Regions from separate parts of the Homo sapiens genome. Here region 1 is linked to region 2. Evidence: chromatin loops called from intact Hi-C (ENCODE). Cell type or tissue: natural killer cell. All regions are shown on one strand. Each heading gives the region's core, and the rest is flanking DNA. Links, peaks and the distances in the headings are about the cores only. Region 1 has its middle 50 kb from the start of IL1RL1. Region 2 overlaps IL18R1 (interleukin 18 receptor 1).

The links. A loop is a pair of places that touch in the nucleus more often than their neighbours do. Peaks named below come from ENCODE experiments on the same cell type or tissue, not always from the same donor. Only the 100,000 strongest peaks of a DNase experiment are listed, where the experiment ranks them.
Region 1: a loop joins it to region 2, with 5 times the contacts of the local background. A loop is called at or near these places in 63 of 110 quality-filtered maps.

Annotation. Positions count from the first base shown.
Region 1 is chr2:102,254,920-102,267,737 of GRCh38, forward strand. No RefSeq gene overlaps it. Among named protein-coding and RNA genes, the nearest start is that of IL1RL1, 50 kb to the right of the region's middle. In natural killer cell, for the core only: no CTCF peak of the experiment used is centred there; DNase peaks (open chromatin) are centred at 1,532, 3,852 and 7,422; H3K27ac peaks cover 1,417 bases.
Region 2 is chr2:102,363,588-102,371,587 of GRCh38, forward strand. IL18R1 (interleukin 18 receptor 1) reads left to right here. Exons shown (of 11, transcript NM_003855.5): 3 at 4,238-4,481. Among named protein-coding and RNA genes, the nearest start is that of IL18R1, 12 kb to the left of the region's middle. RefSeq lists an enhancer at 4,158-4,207. In natural killer cell, for the core only: no CTCF peak of the experiment used is centred there; DNase peaks (open chromatin) are centred at 3,364, 4,004, 5,044 and 5,314; H3K4me3 peaks cover 917 bases; H3K27ac peaks cover 4,258 bases.

The DNA.
Region 1 (12,818 bases), core at 1-8,000, 110 kb before region 2:
CAATTTTATGCCTCTCTAGAAACAGGTACTATCTCTTAATACAATATTTCTCTAATATCTCTTAATATAACAGTACTTTTTCACATAGATCCTGGCTTAAGTTTCTTTAAAATTTCTTCTCAGAAATTGTTTTGTTGTTGCTATTGGGAATGTTTTTTTCCATTTTTTTTTCTCATAGTTACTTCCAGGCTGATGAAATCCTGGTTTTTCTACTTTTATTTTAACTTGTCAACTGCTGTTTATTTTATTTTATTGGCAGATTTATTTTGTTTATATAGACAATCATAACCGGAAATAGTAATAAACTTGTCTTTTTCTTTCCATTATTTGTGGAGTTTGTTTCTTTTTTCTGTCTAATTTTTAGACTGTCTAAAATTTTGCTTAATAGGAATGAGAGGGGACATATCTCTATGGTTTTACTCTTAGCTATGATGTTGGCTGTTTTTATTTTCTTTAAAAATTTTAATTATTTTACATTTAAATTGTTTTAAATTAAATGATCTTCTAGGCTTAGTTGACTAAAAGCTTTAAGTTTTGAAAATTTGTATTGAATTTTGTCATAGGAGTCTTCGGCATATATTAAGATGATTATATGATTTTTCTTCTTTGACTTTTTGGTATGATGAAGCATATTGATACATTTCCTGATATTAAGCCATCTTTGAATTCCTGAGTATACAGTGTACTTATATTTGTTAATGTGCTTCATTTATCTAATTTTATTTGGAATTTTCATTTATATTTGCAAATGAAATTACGAATGAATGTTTACATTTACTAACTCTGTCCTGTAGAAATTATGCTGGCTTGCCAGGTGTGGTGACTCACACCTGTAATCCCAGCACTTTGGGAGGCTGAGGTGGGTGGATCACCTGAGGTCAGGAGTTCAAGACCAGCCTGGCCAACATGGTGAAACCCCATCTCTACTAAACAAAACAAAACAAAAACAACAAAGAAACAACAACAACAAAGTAGCCAGGCATGGTGGCAGGCACCTGTAATCCCAGCTACTTGGGAGGCTGAGACAGGAAAATCGCTTGAACCCAGGAGGTGAAGGTTGCAGTGAGCTAAGAAAGCACCATTGCACTCCAGCCTAGGTGACAAGAGTGAAACTCTGTCTCAAAAAAAAAAAAAAAAAAAAAAGAAAAGAAAAGAAATTATGCTGGCTTTATAAAGCAAATTACAAACCTTTTCATCTTTTAATAAGCTCTGGCAGTGTTAATATAGGCTGGAAATTATTTCTTCTTTACAGATGTGAAGGCAATTATCTGAGTCAGGTACTACTTTGGTGATTATTCTTAAATTATATTTGTTATTTCTAACACATTTATTGATTTGATTCTTTTTTATTTCTTTAATAATAAATAAAAGTTTGGTAATTTACTCTTATCTAGAAATAATGCACATATAATTTTCTAATTAATTACTATATGGAGATATAATCTTTCTAAAAGCAGTTAATGTTCTGAATGTATATTGTTCTTTGTTTCATCTCTAACTTTGTTTACTTTCACTTTCACTTCTCCCTCCTGTGACTTAACTAGGCAGAGATGCCTATTTTACCATCTACCCTCTATTCCACTTGAATTTATCAATGCAAACATTTTCTCTTAACCAATTAATTTTATCTTTAAGTCCTTCTCCCTCTTTTTTTTCAAGTTTATTTGTGACTCTCATGATTGTTTTCTAAATTCTCAGGATAAGTACTTAGCAACTTCATTCAAATACTTTATTTTTTTTTTTTAAGAATTAAACAATTGCCCTCCCAGTACAGCTTTGGCTGTATTCCAGAAGTTTGCTATGCAGCGTTCTTCTGGGTATTTTATTAATATTGAGATACTTAAGTTTTGATTTTTGATTTTTGAGTTTCATTTTAAACAATGTTGTTGCCTTTCTTTTTTCCTAGCGGTTCAGTTTGTTTGCATGTAACATTGTTAATTATTTCTAGCTATATTTCATGGTAATCAGAAAACAGAGTCTTTACCAATCATAATATAATGTTAAGTAACCTCTTGGCATAACTACTGTACTTCTACTGGCATTAGAAGCAAGATGATAATTTTCCTATTATAACTTTAGTGTCCAGTTTCCACATTCTCACATTTCTTTACTCACCAATTGTTAACTGTACGGGACAATGTTGAGCCAAGCATGACGGGGACATAATTGAGGACTGCAGTTAATGTGCTGTTGCCAGAGAGCAAATGTAAAAGGGATCTTCACCATTAGCCTGTCTCACCCTTTGCCCCTCCGCGCTTAGGGGCTGGTAAGGGTACTGTCACCTCAGGGGCAAGAGATGATGAGGATTTGGGCTATAGGTGTTGAGGATTTGGGACTCTGTTGTAAGTAGAAGCTGGCTAGGATGGCTGAGGGTTCAATCTCCTTGGTGGAAGACCCAGGGAGACTGTGGCAGTGAGGGGTGAGTCTCAGGGAGGTGAGTTGCTACCCATACAAGCAAAGCTGCTTCTGGAGGGCACACTCAGGATATCACAGAGGAGTCTGGGGTCCCCGTCTTGGTGTCTGGAATGAGCACTGGGTCAGGAGCTGATCGAGTGTATGCCTCTGTCTGCCCTGGTCTTGCTGGCCATTAGCAATGCCACTATGTGGAGTCACTCTCTTTCCTTAGGGCAATCAACACTTTTTCCCTTTTTCCCCTAAACCTACCCTTCTAAGGAAGACACTGTTGGTGCTTCAGAGGTGGTGTGACTTTCTAAATGAGGATGGCCTCTCAAGAAAACCCATGTGATTTTTTATCCTAACTTATCTTACATCATAGTAGAAACTTCTCTCATTTTAAAGGACTGCTGCTAGCACACAAACTCAAGTTCAATTTCTGGGTAGTGTCCCTCTGGTAGGGTCACTCATTACAAAAGAATAAAGAAATATTTCCTGCATCTTTATTTTCTCTTATGTTGGGGCCACAACAAAATAATCACATTTATGCCTTTAAGCTTCTAACTGCACCCTAGTTGATTTGCTATTTGTATATTCTTCTCTAATATTGTATGTGCCTGTTTAACCATCTCTGAGCACTCTTTTCCTAAAATGTACATTCCTACACAAAGCTAATATCCCATTGCCTATTAAAAAGTATCCAAAATTTATTGAGAAGAATGTCATTTGCATTTAAAAAGTCAACTCCTTGCCTGGCAATCTAAGACCCTTCTCCCTTATCCTGCTCATAATTCTACTGTCTATCATTAGTTCTTTTCAGCTAATCATGCTCCAGGGGACATGATGACATTTGGCAACTGGAGATCAGTTTCATGGAGGTCGGGTCCTGTTACATATCCCACAATGTGCAGAACAGCTGCCGCCCACAACAAAGAAGTGCCAGGCCCCAATGTCAATAGTTCTGAGGCTGAGAAAACCTGCTCTAGACAATGAGGGAAAGGGATGCCCTCAGAACCACCTGGGGGATTCCCACCAAATGATTCTGATGTGCCCCATTCCTGGTTTAGCATAACTGTCCTGGAACAGAGTAAGTTCATCTCCTGAATGAAGTTACTCTCGTTTCTCCAAACACCATTAACTGCTCTTTCCTTTGGCTTAATTATATCACTGTAGAATGGTTTCCAGGAATGGCAATTTTCTTTGATTCTCTCCTACATGCACACTCTTTCCATTGGAGGGTCTCCTTTGGGAAGATTAAGTGATGTGAGAAGCATGCAGAGCACCTGCCTCGTCACCCAGAGTGTGAGATCCTCCATGAAAGGGAGTCTACTCTCCTTCCTTTTTCTGTAGTTTAAGCACTTTGGAATCTGAGGCCATGCCTCATGCAACTCACAGCAACACAGGAAGGCACTCATCTACAGAGTCACCCAGTGAGTCATTCATACTAAAGTAATATCTCTTTTCATTTCACCATCAGGAGTAGTAATGTGGATTCAGTAACAGGCAAGTAACACTCTCAAAACCACAAGTATCTCCTGAGAGCAGCAAATAACAGAGTTAAAAACTTTCCTTTCTGAGAACATTGCCTTTCTCAGAAACGAAGGTGCTAAAATCACTTTTTCTTGTAAAGTGGTGATTGGAAGTAACCATTGATCACAAATGCTAATTCAGCTTCTCTAAAAGACATGTCATCTCAGACATGGTCTCTAGGCTATTGTACCCTTCCTCTCACCAAACACACATGCAGGTAATCCTCTCCATGTGCTCAAGTCTGGAGAAATGATATATCTCACAAGTTTACACCTTTTCTTTAACTGAAATAAATGTAACCTGAAATCAACACAAAATCCAACCATGTCTTACTGTTATTCACTAAAGGTTCTTAGAACCACAAGATTACAGTATTTTGTGGCTACTGGGAGGTATTTTCATTTCTTTTTCACAAAAAGACCCAGTTATTTGACTGGTACCATCAGGGTTGATTTTTGTGTAAAATTGTGTTTTAGTGTCTCTTACACCCCACACATACATAGTTAATTTATCAGGGTCCTTGTTATTATCTCCTCTTCTTTGTAAAGTTAGACTTAAAAATATACAAGTTTTGAAATGAACAAATGGCTGTGAATTGATTGGCTGAGAATGGTTTCTTCATGGAATAGAAGAAAGACAAGCGCTCTTTTCACTCTGTGTTCTTAAACAGTCTTCATGCTTAGAATATGATTTTAAATTTAAATACCTAGTTCTCCTATCCATAATTAACTTGAAATGATTACTACTTAATTTTCCACCTGAATACATCATTTTCTTTTCCTTTATCTTTTGGATACATTTTTATTTGTGTACCTTCCATGGGTCAATTTAGGAAAGTTATGTACCTTCTTTGGCCCTTAGTTTCCTCAAATCCAGAGTGAGGGGTTTTGACTACATTAGTGGTTCTCAAACCTGACTGCACAGAATAATTAACTGAGGAGCTTGAGGAAATACATAATGCCCAGTTGATTCTGAGTGAGACCCACGGGGCAGATCAACTCTTAGATTATTTCCAACCTTAAAATTCTGTGCTCTGACAATACCCATTCTGGCGAGGCTGGTGAAATTGGCGAGCCATTGATCTCAAATGGAATGGTTAGCTTGGTGATTCCAGTGGCCCGTTTCATTACAGGTATCAAAAAATCTTTAAAAAGTACCTAACTTTGGGCCAGGCATGGTGGCTCACACCTGTAATCCCAGCACTTTGGGAGCCTAAGGCAGGAGGATTGCTTGAGCCCAGGAGTTCGAGACCAGCCTGAGCAATATAGTGGGACCCTGTCTCTACAAAAAGTTTAAAAATTAACCAGATGTGATGGAGCCCGGGGTATCAAGGCTATAGTGAGCCATGATTGCACCACTGCACTCCAACCTGGGTGACAGACAGAGTGATACCCTGTCACAAAAAAAAAAAAAAAGAAAGAAAGAAAGAAAAAGAAAAAAAAAAGAAAAGAAAACAACACCTAATTTTTGACCCTGCAGTTCTACTTCTAGGCATTTATTCTTAAGAGATTATTAATGGTGTGCCAGATATCTAGTTATAATGATGTTGACTCCAGTGTTATATAAAACAGAAAAAATGAAATTCGGTAATATTTAAATAAATTATGGTACAAGCATACAATAAAATATGATGCAGACATTAAAATAATGTTAAAGAAAAGTATTTATGTCATGGGAAACTATTTATAGTATAACACATGAAAAAGTTGGTAATTTATTTTAAAAATTAATAATGTGGCCAGGCACAGTGGCTCATGCCTGTAATCCCTGCACTTTAGGAGGCCAAGGCGGGCAGATCACCTGAGGTCAAGAGTTTGAGACCAGCTTGGCCAACATGATGAGACCCCATCTCTACTAAAAATACAAAAAAATTAGCCGGCTGTGGTGGCATGCGCCTGTAATCCCAACTACTCGGGAGGCTGAGGTGGAAGAATCTCTTGAACCTGGGAGGCGGAGGTTGCAGTAAGCCAAGATCACACCACTGCACTCCAACTGGGACAGCAAGAGTGAAACTCCATCTCAAAAAAAAAAAAAAAAAAAATATATATATATATATATAGAATAACATTTGTAAGGTTATAGAGCAAAATGATGACAAAGGTTTGAGTGGTGGGATTACAAGTAATTTTGATTTCTCTCTTTTTTGGTTATGTTTTCTATGACTACTATTATTGCTTTAATTAGGGTTATTTTAAAATCATTCTCTAATCTAGCTCCTTCTAGATATGCATGTTTAAGCCTTAAACTCTTCTCTACACCTTTGTGTCCCAAACTGCACCGCTATAGTGCTTAGCTACAATCCCAGGTTTACAAGAAGTACTGAACTCAAACCAGCAAACATGGGTGGGCTCCACTCAGGGTCCTGACCTAAGGTCATCGAACACAAATGGAGGAGGCAGATTCCTTATCAAGAGTACAATCCAAGACAAACTGACATAAGTGCTCTATAAATGTGTAACCAGGATGCAGGACTCAAAGGGAAGTCCCAAGCCAGGAGGAATGCACAGAGCCCTCCCAAACCAAGTGACATCGGAGAATGAGAAGGTTTCCCCTGGCAGAGAATGGGAGGACAAAGGGCTGTAGAGATAATGGGAACATAAACACTGATTTCTTAATGTACACGGCATATTTGGGAAAAATAGAAGATTTGGGCCCGAGTGTCAAGTATGAGGATAAAATGCATGTGTTGAAGAAGAAATCTGGGGAAGTCCCAGCCCTTACTGTACCTTTGTGTGAAAAGAAAGGTACCTCCTTTGCAGAGAAAAGTACCTCCTTCTCTGAGCAGACTCAAGCTCAGCCCAGGTCGTGGGACGAACTTAGTGATTGGAGGATGGGTTGGGTTTTAGTTGCCACTTGCTCCATCAGCTGGACACACTCCTGCAGTGTACAAACTGAACAACGGCTCCTACCACAATGCTGTGAGGTAAGGATACAGAGCTCAAAGAAGGTAAATAATTTGCCCATATTTTGAGCAAGGACATGCATCCAGAGTGAAGACTCTTAAGCAATGAATGTGGACATGATTCCATGGGCTGTGGGAACCATTGCTGGTTATTGAGGAGGAAATGAAATTGAATGCACTAAGACTAGGGCACACATGGAGAATAAACAGGAAGCTATTGAACGCTCCTGGTGAGACATGATGAGACCTGAATTTGGACAGTGGTAGTGAGTAATGAAAGAAGTGAAGAAGTGTGATGGATATTTTGTAGGTAGCATGAGTGAATTTGCAGGTGAGGTGAAGTGAGGAGGGGGAGAAGGAAGACTGGCTTGATATGGGTCTTGAAGCCATCGGCATTTGCTGATAGTTGAAATTATGAGAATTTATGAGAGTCTCTAGAAAGAGAAGGAAAGACAGATCCTTAGAAAATGCCTACATTTAAGAGGAATCAGTGAATGAACCCAAAAATAGCAATCAGAGTGAGGGAAGGGACACAAAGAAGAAAGTAGGGTGTCATGGAGGCCAAGAGTAGAGTGTCAAAGAGGAAGTGGTCAAAGTGTCAAATGGCACCAGTGTAGAACAGATGAGAGCTGAGAAGATTTCATTAGCAAGTCAGTCAGAAGGCAATCCATTACCTTCAATGAGCAGTTCAAACCCCAAGGTTCCAGGGGGTAGGTGTGTGGTGGGGGCGGTGAAGGCTGGAGTAGAGCTCTTTTGTAAGAATTTGGGTAGAGAAAGGAAGGAGAGAGGCAGGGCAGTGGTTTCATAGGAAAGTGAAGACCAGGGAAGGCTTTAGTTATAGGGGCATGTGTGTCTAGAACATGCTTAGAGAGCGAGTGATACAGACATCACTATCTGAAGCTGATAGATACAGACGTCAGAACTGAGACATAGAAGAACCCTTTGAAAGGTGAGACTGCATTGGGAGCTGGGAGGATTGAGAAATCAAACCTAGAACACAAGTGGAGGGGCTGAGTTTGGAAAAGAGGCATGCTTTTCTTAGGAAGGAGGAGTGGGGATGAGGGAGGAGATGGGTGAAGGTTCTGGGAAACGTTGAGTTGTGCAAGAGAGGTGGTGATGGTGCACCAGCAAGAGTCCCTTTTCTCAATGGTTAGGAAATGAGAGCAGTGGCTTATAGCAACGGACATGATGATGCATTTTCACATCTGAGCCAAATAGAACATCTGAAAAGATGCTGTTGGAATGGAAAGGAAAGAAGCTTTGGGTGAGTAGAAGGGTCAATCAGAAGTGTGGCAGGCACTCTGACTGCAGTTGGATAACTTGAGGTTGTTAGATTTGTGAGGAGAAAAGTCATCTTTATCTTGTTCACCATTCCATTCCCGTGATATAACACAGTGCCTCGCCGAGCAGATGTTCAATAAATATTTGTTTAATGGATGTCTTCTGTACTTGTGCTAATCAGTAAAATGAGGTAAATTTCACCAGCACATATTTCGTACCCAATGGAGAAAACAAAATTAGGGAAAGAGAAGACAGGGGCCATCACAAAGGCAGGGTCATTTTGCTGTTGATGCTGGTTAACATCCCCCCTTATCACTTTCAAGTGATAAAAGAGGGAGATATGTCACTCTGGGTTCAAAGACATTTTCCACTTCAGTCCTTTTGTCAGTTTCCTGTTCTCAAACCTGTCCACCAAGCTCAGTGCAGTCCATCATACGCACAGACAATTTCTGTTACTTGGTGGTGGGGGTGCATGACCAGCACGGGCTACCTCGGGATGGGATGAAGCATGGGCAGGGGACCTCCCACCAGCTCAGCAGACCTCTGAGGCCCATCCATAGCCCCAGTCCTGGGACTGCTCTTCATTAGGGGCTGCCCTTGGGTATCCTCTTTGCAAAATAAGATTTTTCTCTTTTAGTTTTCAGTTCACCTTTAATTTCTATCCTGTAATTCTATACCTATCTATTCTCTTTGGCATCATCACTGCTCCTCCACTCAACCCCCATTTCTTTTCTGGTCTTTGAAGCATGAAGACTTTTCCCCTGCCTGGGGTCTACACTGGCTTGTGGTCAAAACATTTGCCCCAGGGACCCATGGCTTCACCAAGGTAGCTGCTGTTCCCTGGAGCTCATCTTACATGAAAATGTGTGAATCTCATTTCCATAAGGGGTATTCTCACCCTTGTTCAGTTTTCCTGTGCTGAGTTACACATTTCCAAAATGACTTTTAGGGCATGATTCTCCTGATTGAATTTCCTGGGAGGCCCCACTGATACTCTTCTAGCAAGTGAGTGATTCTCCCAGCCCCTTTTCTTAATGCCAGGCTGGATGTCTCTCCGGCATTCTCTGGACTCACACCTCCACCCCCAGCCCTCTGCATACTTTTGAACTCCTTTCAGGTCATCAGCTTTTCTGTTCCATCTTGAAGGCTACATTTTAGAATTTCCGATGTGTCTTAGAATGGAAAAAAACAATGGCTGATTTTTCTACTTGTTTTTCTGAAAAGCAATCATTATATACAGATTATGGCACCCACAAATGACAGTGTTCAACACAAAGACATGTGTAAGAATTCCTCTGTATTTGAGGTCAGAGTGTCTTGCAATTTTAATAAGGAGGCTGGTGACTTCCAGGTGGTGGAAGCTCATTTATTGGGTCATGTCACTCACTCTGTGAGTCTTTTTCCTCTCCTAGTTCCATGAAGCAGCAGGCTAGAGAGAAGCGATTCACGTAGTTGGTGAAGACATTACATTTTTATGGTGCTGCTGGGTATGAGAGTTTGTGCAGCTTGGTTAGAATAAGGTGAGGCCAGGTGCGGTGGCTCATGCCTGTAATCCCAGCACTTTGGGAGGCCGAGGTGGGTGGATTATGAGGTCAAGAGATCAAGACCATCCTGGCCAACATGGTAAAATCCTGTCTCTGCTAAAAATACAAAAAATTAGCCAGGCATGATGGTGTGTGCCTGTAGTCCCAGCTACTTGGGAGGCTGAGGCAGGAGAATTGCTTGAACCCGGGAGGCAGAGGCTGCAGTGAGCTGAGATCACGCCACTGCACTCCAGCCTGGTGACAGAGCGAGACTCCGTTTCAAAGAAAAAAAAAAAAAGAATAAGGTAAATTGGGCCAAGGAAACCACAGACATGCCGGTTGTAGTGTTGTGTTAGTGGAAACTCAAAATGTTGAAAGAACGTCCTTTGCCTGTCCTCATGGTGGACTTAAAACCCACACCTCTCTCTGTATGGTACATAAATGTAGACTGCCAGTGACTACTGTCCTCCTTGCCACAAATAAGACTGAAAAGGCATTACTGCCAGTGGGAGAGGCCAGTATGTGACAGTTCATCCTATCTTGTGACACAGAGATCCCTGTCTGTATTAATCCACTCAGGCTGCCATAACAAAATACCACAGTCTTTGTTGTGTAAATAACAGTTCGGTTTCTCCTGAGGCCTCTCTCCTTGGCTTGCAGACAGCTGCCTTCTTGCTGTGTCCTCATGTTGTCTTTCCTCTGTGTGTTCCCATCCCTAGTGTCTTGCGCTCTTATGAGGACACAAGTCCTATTGGGTTAGGATTCATCCACATAAGCTTATTTTATCTTACTTACATCTTGAAAGGCACTATCTCCAAATACATTCATATCCATATATACTGGGGGTTAGGATTCCAACATGTGAACTTGGCGGAGACACAGTTCAGTCTTCACACTGCCCTTAGTGGAATCAAGAGTGTAGGCCTAAGTAGCAGAGTGGCACAGAGGAAAAACACCAGCCCCACAACCCAGTGGTCATGGCATTGAAAACATTCTCTCCCATGACTCTGCCTTACCTTGAGGACATTCTGTTAAGTGAAATAAGCTGGTCACAAAAAGACAAATACCATATGATTCCACTTGCGTGAGGTCCCTAGAGTAGTCAGATTCAGAGACAGGAAATAGAATGGTGGGTGCCTGGGCCAGTGTGGTGTATAAGGAATGGACGTTACTGTTCAATGGATGCAGAGTTTCAGTTTAGGAAAATGAAAAAGTTTTAGACATGGATGGTGGTGATGGTTGCACAACAGTGTGAATGTACTTAATGCTACTGAGCTGTACACTTACAAATGGTTAAGAGGGTCAATTTTATATTATGTGTATTAGTCCTCACAAATTTTTGAAAAGGTTACGAGCTGCGGAATCAGACCTGAGTTTTAGCTCCTTGTCCTCCTTCAACAATATGCACAACTCTTTATTTTTCTCTAGTAAGCCTCAGGTTTTTGAACTGCAAAATGGGAATAATGTTTCCTCCCTGGGGACTAAAGGAGATTGTGAAGCTAAGATGTTTGATAAAGTCTTTTGTCATATAACTAGCATTTGGCCAATGATAACTAATAATAGTAACAATGATAGAAGAAGAGAAAATTCAGGGTTCAAGCAGATGATGGCATTTGCTTTTGAGTGTTTTGTCTCTTCATGGGGTCAAAGTAAACTGGAACCTTGCCTGGGCTCAGAGAACTAGGATCAGCCTCCTTGTCACATCAGGGGCCCCTGGGACTAAGACTAAGAGTCTCCGGCAAAACTTCAAGGGAGGTTTTTCAGCACTCTCAAAAGAGTATGTTGCTTAATCATGCAGGCAGTAAATCCAAGAACATGCTGGAAGAGTTTGACAGTCCCAGATGACACTCTAGCTGCATTCTGGTCTCTCTGCTTCTGGCTTCCACAGCTGCTCACTGGGTCCTCTGCTGGCTCCAAGGCCAGTCCTGCCAGGCCACAGTAAGTGAAGAACTTGGCCTCCTGCTGGGACATGTTGTCTGCCAGTACAGTGGGTTTTGAGGCCCCAGATCTGGGCCCATGGAAGCTTCAAAGTCCTGGCTCTCTCCACAACTTCCTTTTCCCTCTTCCCTTGCCATGGTGGGCCACCTTCTGAGCCCTGAGCTGCCTCAGCATCCCAGGTCTTGGCTGTGGACTGTTACTGCCACCCTGCCCACAGTTTCTAAGAGCCAGCCCAGAGCCTGACACAATTCACTCAGTAAGGAGTTTATTGGGATATTAAGAAATGCAAATGTTCTTGATAAGAATGCAACCCAGAACTTCCACTTGATACTAGAGGAGTGGCTTTCAAACACTGGTGCAGAGCAGAATTAAGCATCTTTGGGTCTTTTTCCTCCTTCCCATATGAGGTTAGGTCCTGATAGAGGGGGTTTGGTGGATCCTGAGAGGAAACTGTCCTGGGGAAGGCAAGGTGGGAGAAGGCCTGGATAGCTGGACTGGGCTGGGCTGTTCCTGAGAACATATTGCTGTGGGGTTCCTTCTTTATTGTGGGCACCACCCTTTAATGCCATACTGCTCCTCCAGGGCTCCAGCCATGGCATGCCTCCTGAGAAGTCCAGGTGGACCCTGGTCCCTGCCCTGGGGTCAGGCGTCCTTCCCCTACCCCCATCCACGCAGGCCCAGCTCAGTTTTGCAAAGGTTACAGCTCCAGTGACTAGCGAGGACTGCTAATGGTGCAACTGCCTTGGGGACACCATGGGAGGATGCATTTGGGAGTGATCCCTGAATGCCTCCCCCATGGCCCTGACAGTTCCTTGCACCATGTGTGGGGCAACCTTTATAGGCCCTCCAGCCTCCTGAGCTCCTTGGTTCAAGAGCAACTGAGCCCAGCATAGTTAGAAGAAAAGCCTCCTCCCAGGCCTGCTGACCTCCATTCACAGGGGCACGGAGGGTCCCTTGGGCTTGGAGTAAGATGGTTTCTCCTGCCTCCAAGCCTTCTATGAGGCTCCTACTCTCCTTCCCCTGCTCTCACGCCCTCACCACCATGGTCTTCATTGAGACCTCAAGTCTAAGCTTATGATCCCTTTTATCCCTGGAATGCCATGCACCCCCGGATCACCCCTCATCTCCCACTCATTACATTACCCTGCTCTCAAAATCTCCGTAACACTCTGGAAATACACAATTCCATTTCTGTCCTCCTTCCCTCCCTCATTCTCAGAAACCTTCTCCAGTTTCTCAAGAACTCACCC
Region 2 (8,000 bases), core at 1-8,000:
CATGAGTTCCATGTCCTGTGGACATACACTAATAGCCTTACTCCTCATTATAATGAGAGCATGTTTCAGGCACAGAAACAGCCATGCAGCCAGTTGTGCAAAGTTGCCAAGCTCCCAGCTGCCTGCCCTGAAGAGCACTTTTCATGAATGTTTCACTCTAGGGAGACATGACAATGTTCTACATGTAGGATTCACTGAACCTAGTTGAGTTTAAATGACAAAATGCTATGATTGTCCAAACTCAAGACAGTTTCAAACACAGACTTTATTCCAAAGGGCATTGGTTGTTGGCACTGCTGGGTTCTTATACTGTGTTTATGGAACAATAGGAGTGCCTATTTTGGCACTTGGAACTCCACAAACCTTGAATTCCACTTATTTATCCCATCAAGGACCATTTCCAACAAGCATTATGGTAATCAACAAAGCCTCTAATGGTAAACCATGATTAGATATCCAAAGCTTCTAGCTGCCTGAGGAGGGGGGTGGTGTGGACTTTCAATTATCAACCTCCCACCTCTGGAGAGTGTGTAATTCACATTAAGTTTCTTCAAATGGTAATACTTCCAGAGAGCACATGTCCATCCAAACACAGTCATATGTGTTTATAGAAGCTTTTTAAGACAAGCGAAAACCTGAAAACCTAGAAATAAGCCAATATCCAACAGACATTTGTTTAATAAACCAAATCCCCAACATGCATCCTTTTATAAAATGGATAAATTGCGAAATGGTAACACGATTAGATACTACATTACAATGAGAAAAGAACACATCACTGCTACAGCATGAATGCATTTATAACAATCATGTCAAAATAACCCAGACATAAAGGAGCACATATTGTATAGCCTATGCATTTTATTATATTAACTCTAAAACAGGAAAATAAATGAACTGTTAATGACTCACCAGGGTTTTGCATGTCAATTGAAGCTGACACCCACATATACACATGTATCACACCTTCTATGTTGAAGTATTAGTATAAAATAGAGATTGTATTGCAACCAGAAAACATGAAGTTGGTGCTCCTTAACTCTTGTGTTTTGTGGTAGATTCGACATCCATGTTTTCAAAGAATGTGTATTAGTCCATTCTCATGCTGCTAATAAAGGCATACTTGAGACTGGGTAATTTATAAAGGAAAGAGACTTTATTGATTCACAGTTCTGTATGGCTGGGGAGGCCTCAGGAAGCTTACAATCATAGTGGAAGGGGAAGAAAACATATCCTTCTTCACATGGTGGCATCAAGGAGAAGGCTGAGCAAAAAGGGGAAAAGCCCCTTATAAAAACATCAGATCTTATGAGAACTCACTCACTATCAGGAGCACAGCATGAGGGTAATCACCCCCATGATTAAATTACCTTCCACCAGGTCCCTCCTATGACACATGGGGCTTATGGGAACTACAATTCAAGATGATTTGGGTTGGGGTATAGCCAAATCATATCATTCCACCCCTGGCCTCTCCCAAATCTCATGCTCTCACATTTCAAAACACAATCATGCCCTTCTAACAGTCCCCCAAAGTCTTCACTCATTCCAGCATTAACTCTAAAATCCAAGTCCAAAGTCTCATCTGAGACAAGGAAGGTCCCTTCCTATGAGTCAGTAAATTCAAGAGCAATTTAGTTACTTCCTAGATACAATGGGAGTACAGGCATTGAGTAAATACACCCCTTCCAAATGGGAGAAATTGACTAAAACAAAGGGGCTACTGGCCCCATGCAAGTTCTAAATTTAATAGGGCAGTCATTAAACCTTAAAGTTCCAAAATAGTCTCCTTCAACTCCATGTCTCATATCCAGGTCACGCTGCTGCAAGAGGTAGGATCCCATGGCCTTGGGCAGCTATGCTCCTGTGGCTTTGCAGGGTACATCTTTCTTCCTGGTTTCTTTCATGGGCTGGTGTTGAGTTTCTGGGCTTTTTCAAGTGCATGGTGCAAGCTGTCAGTGAATCTATCATCCTGGGGCCTGGAGGATGGTGGCTTTCTTCTCTTAACTCCACTAGCTGTACTCCAGTGGGGACTCTGTATGGGAGCCCCAACACCACATTTCCCTTCCACACTACCCTAGCAAAGATTCTACATGAGGGTTCCACCCCTGCAGCAAACTTTTGCCTGGACATCCAGCATTTCCATACATCCTCTGAAACCTAGGCGTAGGTTCCCAAACCTCAATTCTTGACTTTTGTGCACCTGCAGCCTCAACACCATGTGGAAGCTGCCAAGGTTTGGGGCTTGCACCCTCTGAAGCCACAGCCTGACCTGGTATCTTGGCCTGTTTTAGCAATGGCTGGAGGGGTAGGATGCAGGGCACCAAATCCCTAGGCTGCACACAGAAAGGGACCCTGGGCCCATCCCAGGAAATCATTTTTTCCTCTTAGGCCTCTGGGCCTGTGATGGGAGGGTCTCTCATGAAGATCTCTGACATACCCTAGAGGCATTTTTCCCCTTGTCTTGGCAATTAACATTTGAGTCCTCATTTCTTATGCAAATTTCTGCAACCAGCTTTAATTCCATGCCCCCCATTCCCACGAACATGGATTTTTCTCTCCTACCACATTCTCAAGCTGTGAATTTTCCAAACTCTTATGCTCTGTCACCTCTTGAATGATTTGCTCTTTAGAAATTTCTTCTTCCAGATAATCGTCTCTCAAGTTCAAAGTTCCATAGATCTCTAGGACAAGGGCAAAATGCAACTAATCTCTTTGCTAAACATAACAAGATTCACTTTTGCTCCAGCTCCCCAAAAGTTCCTCATCTCCATCTGAGACCACCTCAGCCTGGACTTTATTGTCCATAACATTATCAGCATTTTGGTTAAAGCCATTTAACAAGTCTTTAGGAAGTTCCAAACTTTTCCATATTTTCTTATCTTCTTCAAACTGTTCCAACTGTTCCAAACTGCCCTCCAAACTGTTCCAACCTCTGCCTGTATGCAGTTCCAAAGTCACTTCCACATTTTGTGTATCTTTACAGTAGCACCCCACTTCTGGTACCAATTTACTTTATTAGTCCATTCTCACACTGCTAATAAAGGCATACCTGAGACCAGGTAATATATAAAGGAGAAAGATTTAATGGACTCAGTTCTGCAGGGCTGGGGAGGCCTCAGGAAACTTACAAAAGGGGGAAAAGCCCCTTACAAAACCATCAGATCTCATGAGAACTCACTCACTATCATGAGAACAGCATGAGGGTGACTGCCCCCATGATTAAATTCAAGATGAGGTTTGGATGGGGACACAGCCAAACCATATCAGAATACTTCTATCACATCACTTCCTCTTTATGTTGTGGTTAACAATTTTGAGTTAAAACCAGACTGCTGCTTTGAGAAACAAACCCTGACTATAGAGAAGGCATTCTGTCCATGTCCTAAGGGAAATGTTTCGTTCAGTTTAAATACTCTCATTCTCAAAATGTGGTAAAAGTGCACCCGAGAGTCACTGGAGGGTAGATTATGAGAAAGACCCATTAATGCTGAACTTGAAGTACCACAAGTGCCGAAAGAGGGGAACGAGCACCTATCCTGGGTAGATGATGGTCAGATATATTTCCAAAGCCAGAGAATCTGGGTCAATTGAGAAAGAGGGAAAGTGACAGATATGCAAATTTGGATTGATATTATATTAATGAATTCTTGATTATCCACATGGTGACCTACAGTAATAATAAATGTACACACACTGTAAGTTACATAGGCACACTTTTAACCATCCCCACACTTACCAGGGAATGTTAGATAGGCAGGGTGAATGCAAGGTGAGTGAGATTTCTGATGGTGCAGAGGAAGAACGCCAAGGTTGCTAGATTTCTTGTTTTCTTTTCTACTGAGACTCCTCAGCAGGGTATATTTTGAGGTAGGTATGGCAGCACCGTGACTTCTGTGGCTTTCCCTATGAAGAAGTTGTAATGTGTAATATTTTCTTCTAAGAGGTGACACAATTATCAGTCTTCTAGCTATGGTTGGTTAAGTTCTGATACCTTCCTGTTGGGGAGAAACTGTCAGAAGTTGTGTTTTCATCTATGTTCTGAAAGTGCCTTATCCTTTCTAGTGTTGGAAAGATTGACGCAAAAATAAAGAACCCACAGGAAATTGACACCGAGATTTCTCAGGACTTTCTTGCTAACCTTGCTTCTTCACCTAATGCATTAGGAGACCAAAAAAAGTTACCTTGTCATTTTGGTTTTTGTTTTTATTTATTTTACTTTACTAATCTTTTGAAGAATCTTGTACTTCACGTCCCCACATTACTGTGGTTGAAGGGGAACCTTTCTATCTGAAACATTGCTCGTGTTCACTTGCACATGAGATTGAAACAACCACCAAAAGCTGGTACAAAAGCAGTGGATCACAGGAACATGTGGAGCTGAACCCAAGGAGTTCCTCGAGAATTGCTTTGCATGATTGTGTTTTGGAGTTTTGGCCAGTTGAGTTGAATGACACAGGATCTTACTTTTTCCAAATGAAGTGAGTAACCCTTTCTTTTCAAAATGTATTTCACAGCCCTCTTGTCCTTTGTTCAGCAACTCAAATATGCAGTAATCTGAAAGGTCAGATAATCACCACATCCTTTTCTTTCCTACTCTTCCTATGACATGAAATACATTCTTTGTTATGGAACAGAATAAGTTTATCTCTCTCTGCTTATTTTCTTAGTGACCTTAATGAAAGGAGATTACTTTGATAGGATTTCCTTTTAGGGGATCCTTACCAATGACAAGTGACGATTGCATGAAAGTCAGTTTTAAAATTCAGCTGCTCCTGTTGTCTACATGCCCCCAGTCAAATGAAATCAGCAGCTCGGACTTCACGATAATATTAATGTGTTGCGAATGGGGCAGTGTCAGCTTCCTGGGTGGCATCCCTGGTGGGGAGCAGGGATGGGGTTGATGCAGAAACACCCTAGTCCAGTCTGCAGGGGCTCACTGGGAGCCAGGTGGCAGTGCTAGTGGAGGAAGTGTGTGTCTGGCAGCCAATCGCAACCCACAGCTGGCGGCAGTGAGAGAGGGCAACACGGAAGGGCTTTGCATTTTACTCATGAGGTGGCCCTAGATTGTGCCAGAATACTCGAAATTGGGTTGCATAACTTCCATGAAATGAGCACAGCCAACTGAAAGCATCACCCACACTTACCGAACATGTTTCTTTTTAGATGTACCTACCTACATATGTAGGTAGTTTTATAGAGACTTGAGACTGACCTGTAAGAAATAGCTCAGGGCCAGCTGAAGGTGATGGTGTGTAGATTTCATATGTAGCAGATTTCTTTTAGAAGCACTTCTAGAGTGAGTCCTGATCATTATCAACCATGCTGTTGAGAGCAGAGTGAGCTACCACTGTGAAACCTTGGTAGCACTTCTGTAGTTTTGCACCAAATCAGGTCATTTTTGTTTGTTTTTATACATAGGAACTCCCAGGCATCAGAAAAAAATTAAATAACTCTTTTGATAAAAATCAGTACATCTTTAGATGACCTTTTAAGAGTGATAATTACAGAAATGGGTCACAACTGGGATTTTTCATAACAAGCTAAGGAAGAATGAATACTCACAAATGGGGTAAAGGAAAAAGAACAACAAACACCGCCCCCCCCACCACAAACTTCCAACTCCTGATTGAATGAAGGCACAATTTAAAGGAATAAAGTATTCTGGACAGGCCTGAGAGAGCACGTTGAGAGGAACAGCCAGGCATCTATGATCATCACTTGGAGATAACAGAAGCAAATGGCATTGGCCATCTTTCTGATACGGGTAGTAGAGAATACAGCCTGGCTTAGGAAGCAACAATGGAAGCAAGAGATTGAGGCAGGATGTCAGAGAGAGGTGTGGAGAGACAGGGTAGCAGATAGGAGATGCTAAGAAAAATGAGGTGTCCCAGAGTGGATATTGGAGACTGATCACTATGAGAGTAAAGTGTTGAGGAGAGAAGCAGCTTTGACAATGGCCTTGAAAATAAATGGGATTCTACATGGAAGCAGGTTGTTTTAGACACCCAGGAGCATAGAAGATACAGACATATTCAAATATAGCATAATTAGTAAGCAGTATTTACTGCAGATGTGTGTGTATACACATATGTGTTCTAACTTAGGTGTGTAACCCTTTGCAGTTTGATGTGGGATCTATCAGTGAACAGACTTTACACCTGAAAATTTCCCGTTAGAACAGTAATTCTTTAATTTTTAGGAGTACATTGCTAATAATCAAATGCCACTGAGGACTGATAATTTAATCCTGCAGTGAAAATCACTTTATCCCACCAAATTTTAAGAACGAAATCAACTAAGAAGGAAGGGGATACAAAAGGGATAGTTTTCAATGATAGAGATGAAGAAATGAAGGTAGAGGGAAATGTACACACAGAAATCTAATAAACCAATCCTAGGCTGACAGGCAGCAAGTTCAGCTTGGTGAGCAGCCTCAGAAGTGGGGGCTGGTGTTTATCCCCTGGTGTCTGTGGACAAAAATGAGTGGTTTTCATAACCAGGATGGGCTGGGCCTGCAGCAGGAAAGTGTGGTCACAGCTTTGGGTCAGTTGGCCTCAGTGTTAACCCTAGCCTTGGAGCTCCTGGATGGCAGGTGCAGTGTGTTGTTGATTGTTTCAGTGTTCCCAGAGCAGTGTCCTGCACATGGAGTGTCATCAGTCCTCTAGCATTTGTTGAGTGTTAGGAATTGAGGATTACAGAGGTAGAGAACAATGTAGTCTGAAAAAATGGGGATATTCATGTACCCTATTCCTTTTAAGCAACAAGTCATAGAGATCCAGAAATCTCTATCTCTCCAATTCATTGAGGTCAAAGTTGGGGAGACATTACGAAAACACACTTGAGAAGAAGGTGCTGCCAATGGGATCCTGAATCCATTTCAAGAGCCAGGTAGCTCTATCATGTCCCATGGCCATGGACCCACTGCCTATAACTGTGACAACAGCCTGCCACATTCTCCAGTCACGGCCAATCTTTTATAAATTCATGCCCAAGGTGAAGGGGCCAGATTCATTGGATTGTGAAAGTGTAGAATTGTGCAGAGCACTTCTGGCCTCTGGGGCCAAATAGATGTGCATTTGTATCCTGGCCCCATCTTGTAGCAAGTGTGTGGCCTGAGTGAGTTGTTTAACCTGTCTGAGATTTAGCATTCTCATCTGAGCCTAAGGAAAATAGTCATCTCCCTTGCATGTACATAGTCTAATACCTGGAACTCAGTAAGTGTTAGTCTTTTCTTCCTTCTATCCTATTGTAGACCTAAAGGGGAACTGGAAGAGCCTAAGGTGGGCACAAATGTGTCAGGCATAGAGGATAACTTAAAAACACGCATCTGCTGTATTTAGCAAATAAATCTATACATCACAGGTGCAGTGGAAGCAAACATGAAATTTGAAACATTTTCTCTTTAAAATCTTCATTTAAAAAATACTGTATTGTTTTCCAATTCCAGATCACCTTTTTTTGTTGTTGTTGTTGTTGTTTTTTTGAGATGGAATTTCGCTCTTGTTACCCAGGCTGGAGTGCAATGGCGCGATCTCCACTCACTGCAACCTCCGCCTCCTGCCTCAGCTTCCCGAGTAGCTGGGATTACCGTACCCAGCTAATTTTTGTAGTTTTAGTAGAGACGGAGTTTCACCACATTGGCCAGGCTGGTCTCAAACTCCTGACCTCAGGTGATCCACCTGCCTTGGCCTCCCAAAGTGCTGGGATTACAGGTGTGAGCCACTGCACCTGGCCTAGTGATAGTCCTGATCACTAATTTCTGATCAGGAGTAACAACAACTATAAAATCTATTCACACTCACTTTTGGTCAGTAAGGCATTTAAAGAGCTAATTCAATTACACTGAGGGCAGCAACTCCAGACTTTGGTTTATTCAACAGTAAAAGAAGGGGATTGGAAGAAGTTGCCTTGAGAAACAAAACCTAATATATATATACACACATTTAGAAAACAACATCAGGAGTTTATAGACCTTTTGAAACCAAAGCCACCCTCCC